Linked DNA regions of Homo sapiens: region 2 is linked to region 1. The links are chromatin loops, found by intact Hi-C in ENCODE. Cell type or tissue: ascending aorta. All regions are shown on one strand.

Region 1 (4,000 bases):
AAGGTGAACCTGTTGGGCCATTACAATCTCATAGCAGTGGCAGAATGGACAGACCAGTGAACCCTGTGCTAGGACAACCTGCACCAGGCCCTGGCTGTTGTAGGAGGTCCTTTTTTTTTTTTTTTTTTTTGAGATGGAGTTTCACTCTTGTTGTCCAGGCTAGAGTGCAATGGCGCGATCTCGGCTCACCGCAACCTCCGCCCCCTGGGTTCAAGCAATTCTCCTGCCTCAGCCTCCCAAGTAGCTGGGATTACAGGCAGGCACCACCACGCCCGGCTCATTTTGTATTTTTAGTAGAGACCGGGTTTCTCCATGTCAGTCAGGCTAGCCCCAAATTCCTGACCTCAGGTGATCCACCCGCCTCCCCGCCTCGGCCTCCCAAAGTGCTGGGATGACAGGCATAAGCCACCGCGCCCAGCCTGTTGTAGGAGGTCTTGAACAAACCACTTAACTTGTTTGGGTGGGGCTTAGTTTCCACGTTAGTAATCTGGAAGTAACAGTTCTGCCTTATCTGTCTGTTAGGGTTTTGACACTTAGTGAAGTATGGGATTTGTATACTGTAAAGTGATTGAATGTATTTACTAGGTGCAATACATAAAATACGAGTTTCAAGCACTGCTCTGCTTTTACTTATAGAACCACGTTCTCACTTTTCTAGCCTGATCATTCAAGACCCTTGAACACATCGTCCTTATCTCCCGCTCCTCATTGAGACCCTTCCAGAACACTACAAACTTGTAATACTTAGCTGTATCACCAGCAAACCATGTCCTTCCCAATTTCAGGACCTTTCAATGTGCTTTCCTCTGCCTGGGGGTGGGTGGGGGGTGGAGAGTAGTTTCCTCCCAACCCATGAAACCTCTCCACAAAGGTAGAAGAGACAGAAAACCATTACTGAATAAGTATTAAACCAGATTGTGATGCCGTACATCACATGCAACCTGCTAAAGGCAACACAAAGACAGAAACTCACTTTTTCTATGCAGCTAAGTAGAGATAGCCCATCACATTATGTAGGTTTTGCAATTTGGAGTCAGGTGCCAAGTTAAGCCTTTGTCCTCCTAAGAAGCTGGACTCTTGGCCCTTTCGTCCCTTAACAATTGCATTTTTTTCTTTCTTTGTTTTTGAGACAGAGTCTCGCTCTGTCTCCAGGCTGGAGTGCAGTGGTGCTATGTCGGCTCACTGCAACCTCCGCCTCCCGGGTTCAAGCGATTCTCCTGCCTCAGCCTCCCGAGTAGCTGGTACTACAGGCACGCTTCACCATGCCCAGCTAATTTTTGTATTTTTAGTAGGGACAGAGTTTCACCATGTTGGCCAGGATGGTCTCGATCTCTTGATCTTGTGATCCGCCCGCCTCAGCCTCCCAAAGTGCTGGGATTGCAGGCGTGAGCCACCGCACCCAGCCAACAATTACACTTCAAGGAGATGGCTCCCAAGAAACATTCCTGAGTTGAACCTGGCCATATAAGAAAAAGACTTGAGTACATTTGGAAAGGAGAGAGGCTGAAATTTTGAAAGAAAAAGGGAGGGGGATGGTTTCTCGTCCCTTCTTTTCCTCAGGGAAAATTAAACCCTATGTATAATTTGTATTTGCCCTTCCACCTGCATCACCTTTCCCACATGCTCCCACAGGCAGGCTCCTGTTCATTCCCAAGGCTCCGTGTCCACATCGTGCTTGGATTCCGCCCGGCCCCGCCTGTGCGGCCGCACCAGGAAGGCACCACCCATTAGGGGCTCAGCGCGTCCCTCCAGGCCACGCCGTCAGGCCTCCGTCCTTTTAGCTGTAGGGGCAGATTACGTAACTCCAGCCTTCTGGTCACTAAAGGAGGGTAACAAAGGGCGGTCGAGAGACTCCACTGAGTTGACACGCAGACGCAGCCTCAGGACCCTAAACTCTACGCCCCAGCACACCCTACCAAGCGAGCGCCCGCGGCCGCGTGACGTCATCTACCCCAAACGCTGTGGCCCCGGCCACGCACGGCTTCGGGGCGGGACTACGCGGTGACGTCGAGGTGCGCGGCGCAGCGCGCGGCGTCAGTCTTGGCTGGCAGACCTGTACTCCGTACTCCGTACTTCGTAGTCGCAGCGGCGCGGTCTTCGGCAGTCTAGTCATCCACCGCCATCCTGGGCCCCACGTGTTGCCTGACCATTCCTGAGCCCAGGTAGGGGTCCTGGGGGATTGGGTTCAGTGGCGGGCGGCGTGGGAGGCTGGGCCGCAGTGAGTGGGGGCACCAGTGATTCTTGGAGACCAAGCCTTCACTACACGTGCTACTTCCTCTCAAGAGGCGGTTGAGCGCGTTCGGAACATTTTACCCGGAGGAGACTCGGGGATTACTTGATGAGTAACCTCGTGCTTCTCTTTCAGCCGAGAAGTGGGGCTTCTGCATGACCTGGGTGGACCCCAGTAGGTGGGATGGGACGTGTGGTCAGGAGGGACCTCACCGGAAGGCATGGGGTGGCGTGTAGACCTGCCGCAAGAGAGGCTGTAGAGTGGGCCAGGCGTTGCAAGGAGCTAGAGCTGGATAATGGTTCAGAGGCACAAGCTGAAGCTAACTGCGTTTGGAGCTAACTGCATTTGTTCCCTTCTAGGTGGGAGCCGTGGCTGAGGTGACGGTCTCAAAGTGGAAGAGCTTACTGTCACAGCAACTCCTTTGCAAGATGCCCCGGTAAATCACGTTGCAGAGACCCCAACTCTGCCTTCCTGGAACTAGGCCTGCGTTTTCTCTGAACCATTATTTCATGGGGAAAATGAAATCTACTTCATGTGCCTGGTCTACTTACTCCTTCAGAAGTGATTTCTGAGCCGTAAGATACATGAGAAAAAAATGAAGGGGAAAAGGCAGTATTTATATTAACTACATGATGATAAGGATGTTTCTGGTCACAGTGAAAAGCCATGCTAGAATTGTAGTGTCATAGAATAATGTGGAAGTTTAGTTCGTGTTGTCTGATCTATTTAATAATTTAATAAGGTTATCTCTTCCAAGACACCTTCCCTTCTTCCTCAGCCAGAAAGGATCTTTCCCTGAGAGTCATTAGTAGCTCTGGGCTCCTGGAACCAAGCTCAGGTGCCTAATTGAACTCTGGTCTCTTCCCACAGCCCCCAGCAGGGACTGGTGCTTAGTGAGAGTGGACTGCCAGATTCCTTGAGTGTGGGGGATTTGGGTGAATGAGGGTAGCAAGCCTCCAGCGTGCTTGGGTCTGCGGTGACCCTATGCATTCCTTCAGTGCTTGCTAGAACAGTTTTGAAACGGTTTGAGGCCTTGCCCTGCTCCATCCAGAGCAAGGTTATAGAAATTTCAGACAATGACTTCCTCCCTCCTGGATCTAGTGTCCTGGGCCTTGTATAGATCCGTGCCATCTAATGTGGTAGCCACTTGGCACACATGATTAAATTAAATTTGGAGTTTTATTTCATTTTCACACTAGCCACATTTCAGATGATCAGTAGCCACAGGTGGCCAGTGGCTACCATATTGGACCGCACAGATTAGAGGGCATTTCTGTCGCTGTGGAAGTTGTTTTGGACAATGCTGGTGTGAAAGGTGAAGGGAATCCTGAGTGTTTGCTGTGCTCCAGGCTCAGTACAAATTTTATTTTATTATACACTTAAAGCAAAAGTCTTATAAAAGTTGAGGATGAAGCCAAGAGTGGTGGTAAGGGTAGGAGTTGAAACAGTGAAGAGGAATAACAGGGAAGAGTCCTGCCCTGAGAGACTCATGGAATAGGATATTTACAAGGCAAAGCAAAGAGAACCAAAGTCTCAGTTCTGCAGAGGAGCTGAGTGCCCCAGGAGCTAGTGGAGGGTGAGGTCAATGTGTGCTCATCTTAAAGGAAAAACTCATGGAAGAGGAAGGTGCTAATGTTGAACACCTATTTTGCGCCAGACCTCTTAATTGTTTTAAATCTTTGAGGTATCATCATGAGGTCGTTTTTAAGTTCAGTACAGATGAGGGGCCCAAGGTCAGAATTATGTGTCCAGGGTTGCCCAGCCACAAAC
Region 2 (4,000 bases), 100 kb before region 1:
ATTAAAAAATTAAAATTAATAATAATAATTTTTACCAGTTTCACTGGGGAGCTGCTCAGCAGAACTCCCCATGCTTTCATTCTGGAAGTCAATCTGCCTTTTATTTCTTCTTGCTTTATTGCAAGGTTTAGAAATTCCAATAATATGTTGAAAAGAGTGGTGAGTGCGGACACCCTTGCCTTGTTCCCAATCTTAAAAAGCATTCAGTCTTTCACCATTAAGTATGATGTTAGCTGTATAAGTTTTTTATATAAGATCTTTATCAAGTTTATTTTTAACTTGCTGAAAGTGTTTTTTTTTAAATCATGAATGATGTTGGTTATGTCAAACACATTTTCTGTGTCAACTGATACCAAAATTTTTCTTCTTTAGCCTGTTGGTGTTCTGGAGTATTGTTGATTGATTTTCAACTGTCAAACCAGCCTTGCATACGTGGAATAAATTCCACTTGGTCATGGTGTATTTTTTTTATACATCATTATATTTGATTTGCCAATATTGAGAATTTTTGTGCCTGAATTCATGAGAGATGCTGGTCTGCAGTTTTCGTTTTGGGGGTCTTGGGGTGTATTGACACTTTGTTAGTTTTTTTTTTTTTTTTTTTTTTTTTGAGACGGAGTCTCGCTCTGTCGCCCAGGCTGGAGTGCAGTGGTGCGATCTCGGCTCACTGCAACCTCCGCTTCCCGGGTTAACGCCATTCTCCTGCCTCAGCCTCCTGAGTAGCTGGGACTACAGGAGCCCGCTACCACTCCCGGCTCATTTTCTGTATTTTTAGTAGAGACGGGGTTTCACCACGTTAGCCAGAATGGCCTCGATCTCCTGACCTCGTGATCCGCCAGCCTCGGCCTCCCAAAGTGCTGGGATTACAGGCGTGAGCCTCCGCGCCTGGCGACACATTGTTAGTTTTGACATCAGGATATTTCTTGCCTTATAAAATGAGTTAGGAAGTGTCCCCTTCTCTTTTGTTTTCTGGAAGAGATTGTTTGAAGTTGATGTTAATTCTAATGGTGTGGTGTGTCTGACTCCTGGGGTACAGCGGGGAGAGATGCCCAGCAGGCAGCCAGGTGTGTAGCACTGAGCCTTGAGGCAGGTCTGGGGGAGTCAGAGGGCAGCCCCTGGCTTCATGAGCTCAAAGTTAGAACCCACAGAAGACTGAGGATGTTGAAACCTCCCTCCCTGCCTGTGACAATGGCTACTCTGATTCCCCCCACCCCAGTCAGGGGTGATGACAATGTCTCATTCATCTGTCTCCCTGGTGCCTGGCACGGGGGAGGAGGGGTGCTCAGTGAATCTGGGTGGCGCAGTAGCCTGTGTGAAAGCAAGAGGCATTTCAGGAAATTCACGGGGCGGGCTTCCTCCTGGGAGGTGTGGCAGAGGGTGCTGCCAGGAATAGAGGGAAACACTTTCTTCCTTTTCCTTCTACTGCCTAGTGTGGGGGTGGAGGGGAGATGATAGGACAGATCACCGAGTTGCCTAGAGACCTGGAGACCGACCCATCCGGGTCGCCTTCCCTGGTGCGCTCTCGTCGGCTCCATCCCTGGTTGCCATGGAGACAGGAGGCGGTTGCCACGGAGACCGACGACTGCCAGGACCAGCCAATCACTCCAGAGCTGCAGCTCCAGCTCACCTTTTGCATGGAGGCATCGGGCTGGGCGGGGCCCCCTCCCTCCCCAGGCCCTGCACCCTCTGCTTGGTCAGCGGGGAAGGAGGCTGCGCCGCCAACTCCACCCAAAGCGCTCCGAGCATCCCAGAATCCCAACCACCTCCCCAGCCTCCCACAACCAGGGTTCTAGGGGCGTCCCCGCCTCTTCCTGGCCACGGGCGAATGCCACCCTGAGGCAACCCAGCTTCCAATTGGCCCTGAAACCCTCCCTCGTAAATGCTGTGGAAAGGGTGGGACCGGGCGCAGGCGCCCACCCCCGCTCCCCCACGAAACCGCCCACAGCGAGAGGGAGGCCACAGCCGGGTGGGGTGGGGGCGGGGAGGGAGCCCCCCCTACGCCCTCCGCAGTGCCTGGCGAGCCCGCGCACGCTCACTCGCTGGGACAGGCGGGCGGGGCGGCCTGACGTCACCCACTGCCCCCACCGCCCGGCCGAGGGGCGGTGGCCGCGCAGGCTCGGCGGGGCGGCGGCACGGACTGACGGAGGGTCGGAAGGACTGAGGGACGGGCGGGCGCACGGCCAGGCCATGCCTGGGGAGGCTGCCCGCGCCGAGCTGCTGCTGCCCGAGGCGGACCGACCCGGGCCCCGCACAGGTGAGGCCGTGGCCACTCTTTCCCTGCCTTCAGCCTCTCCCCTCTCCAGCCCGGGTTCTCTTTCCATCGCTCACCTTTCACCCCTCTCCCCCATCCCCCTGGCCCCCCTCGAGTCCCCTCCCCTTTCCGCGCCCTGTCCTTCCCTCCATCTGAACCCTGCTACCGCCTCTCTCAGAACTGCGGGGAAGGTGGGGCGCACGAAGTGCCCGCCGCGAGCCAGAAAGAACGTGGGGGCTTAAGCCCTTGGCTTCCGACCCAGGGATCGTGGGGCTCGCATCCCGCCCGCTGCATCCCGTTGTTTGCACCGAGCTGCCAGCCTGCTGGGGCTGGGCCGCTCTGGACAGAGGCAGCGGGTTCTGGAGGCGGGGTGTCCGGCTGATACCCCCAGTACGATCAGGTGACCACCGGGAGGGTCCTCAGTTGCACCCGGTCTGTCCTGGGCCGGCGACTGGTCATGGCTCTGGAGGGAGGAGCAGGACTGGCCAGAGCCTAGGAAGCCCGGATGGAGGGCCAGGTGGTGGAATAAAGCCTAAGTTGGGTCTGGAAGGTGGAAGGCCTTGGGGGAGGTGGCCTGATTAGCAATGGCCCTGGGTGTGCAGACCACCTGTCCTTAGGCTGGGTCAACAAATGCTGGTGGAGGCTGATGGGGTCTACGGGGCCTAGAAAGAGCCGAGCCTGGACAGTCCTGGCGTGGAGGTCAGCCATGTGTGGGTAGGGCCAAGGGCACCTTGCTGTGGGCAAGAAGTCACCCAGAGATGGGACCACTGCTGGGGCCTGGGGCCTGGTTTGGGGTGACACAGGCTGCTGCCTCTGCTCTAGGTGGGAGGCAGGGAGTGCAGGCCCAGACTTCCCAGCCCCAGGGTCTTGTGCTGGCTCTGTTCTGGCTTGCTTGGTGACCTTGAATGAGTTATAAAAACCTTTGGCCTTTGGTTTCTGCTCCATCCCAACAGCTCAGCCGTTCCCCTGCCCTGGGGGCCACACCAGGGGCCAGAACCAAGAGCCCAGCTTCAGGGCACCCAGTGATGCCCCACCAGCCACGCCCACTCCTGATGTTGGGTGTCAGGCATGCAAGAACCCAAAGGACCCCCTTGTCTCAGGACCCCCTGGATGTCCCATCACCCCAGCAGCAAAGCCCTTGGGTGACAAGTTTTGGCTGGTGGTTCAGGGCTCAGGGCTCTGATGCTGCTGAGGGGAGCTGGAGCAGCCTGGCAACAGGGTCCCCCTTCTTTCAGCTTCAACTCTAATCCTGGCTCTGCTTTGTAGATGAGAAAGCTGAGGTGCAAGAGATGTTGTCCTGGTCACCAGTGAGTGCGGGAGAGCAGGAGCCACCAGGCAGGCATCTGCAGCCTGGAGAGCTGGCCCCTGTGTGCCGCCGCTCCCCCACCTTGGGCAAGACCTGGCCTGGGCTCTGAAGGGCCTTCATTGGATGCTTCAAACAGAGGTGCCTTTGGCCTAGGTCCAAGTGAGGGAGTGGACATAATGGAGACATTTAAAATGAAGCTTATGAGCATTTAGAGCACACAGGAAAATGCTTATGAGATTAGGTTGGGTGAAAATAGCTAGATTCAAAACTGAATGTGCAATGTGATCTCGCCTGTGATAAAATACAGGCCAGTAAGAGTCCAGGAGGCAGAAAACCATAGCGGTCTGGTGTGCCGCAACCTCGGAGGGGTTTTCTTCCATCTTCCTGAGTCCCCTAAGTCCTTTCTGACCCATGAGGGCTACTTCCTATGGACTCCTTTCTCA

What was found. Peaks named below come from ENCODE experiments on the same cell type or tissue, not always from the same donor. Only the 100,000 strongest peaks of a DNase experiment are listed, where the experiment ranks them.
Region 2: it touches region 1 in a loop (5-fold over the local background); 6 of 110 quality-filtered maps call a loop at or near these places.

Annotation. Positions count from the first base shown.
Region 1 is chr7:44,984,687-44,988,686 of GRCh38, reverse strand. It overlaps SNHG15 (small nucleolar RNA host gene 15), which reads left to right and starts at 1,991. Exons shown (of 3, transcript NR_152597.1): 1 at 1,991-2,162. SNORA9 (small nucleolar RNA, H/ACA box 9) reads left to right here and starts at 3,177; the gene lies at 3,177-3,309. RefSeq lists enhancers at 1,398-2,145, 2,181-2,300, 2,146-2,892 and a silencer at 3,419-3,599. In ascending aorta, no CTCF peak of the experiment used is centred here; DNase peaks (open chromatin) are centred at 1,956 and 2,376; H3K4me3 peaks cover 1,732 bases; H3K27ac peaks cover 2,543 bases.
Region 2 is chr7:45,087,082-45,091,081 of GRCh38, reverse strand. It overlaps NACAD (NAC alpha domain containing), which reads left to right and starts at 2,113. Exons shown (of 8, transcript NM_001146334.2): 1 at 2,113-2,254. The coding sequence starts at 2,188. In ascending aorta, no CTCF peak of the experiment used is centred here; DNase peaks (open chromatin) are centred at 1,571 and 2,111; H3K4me3 peaks cover 1,836 bases; H3K27ac peaks cover 2,141 bases.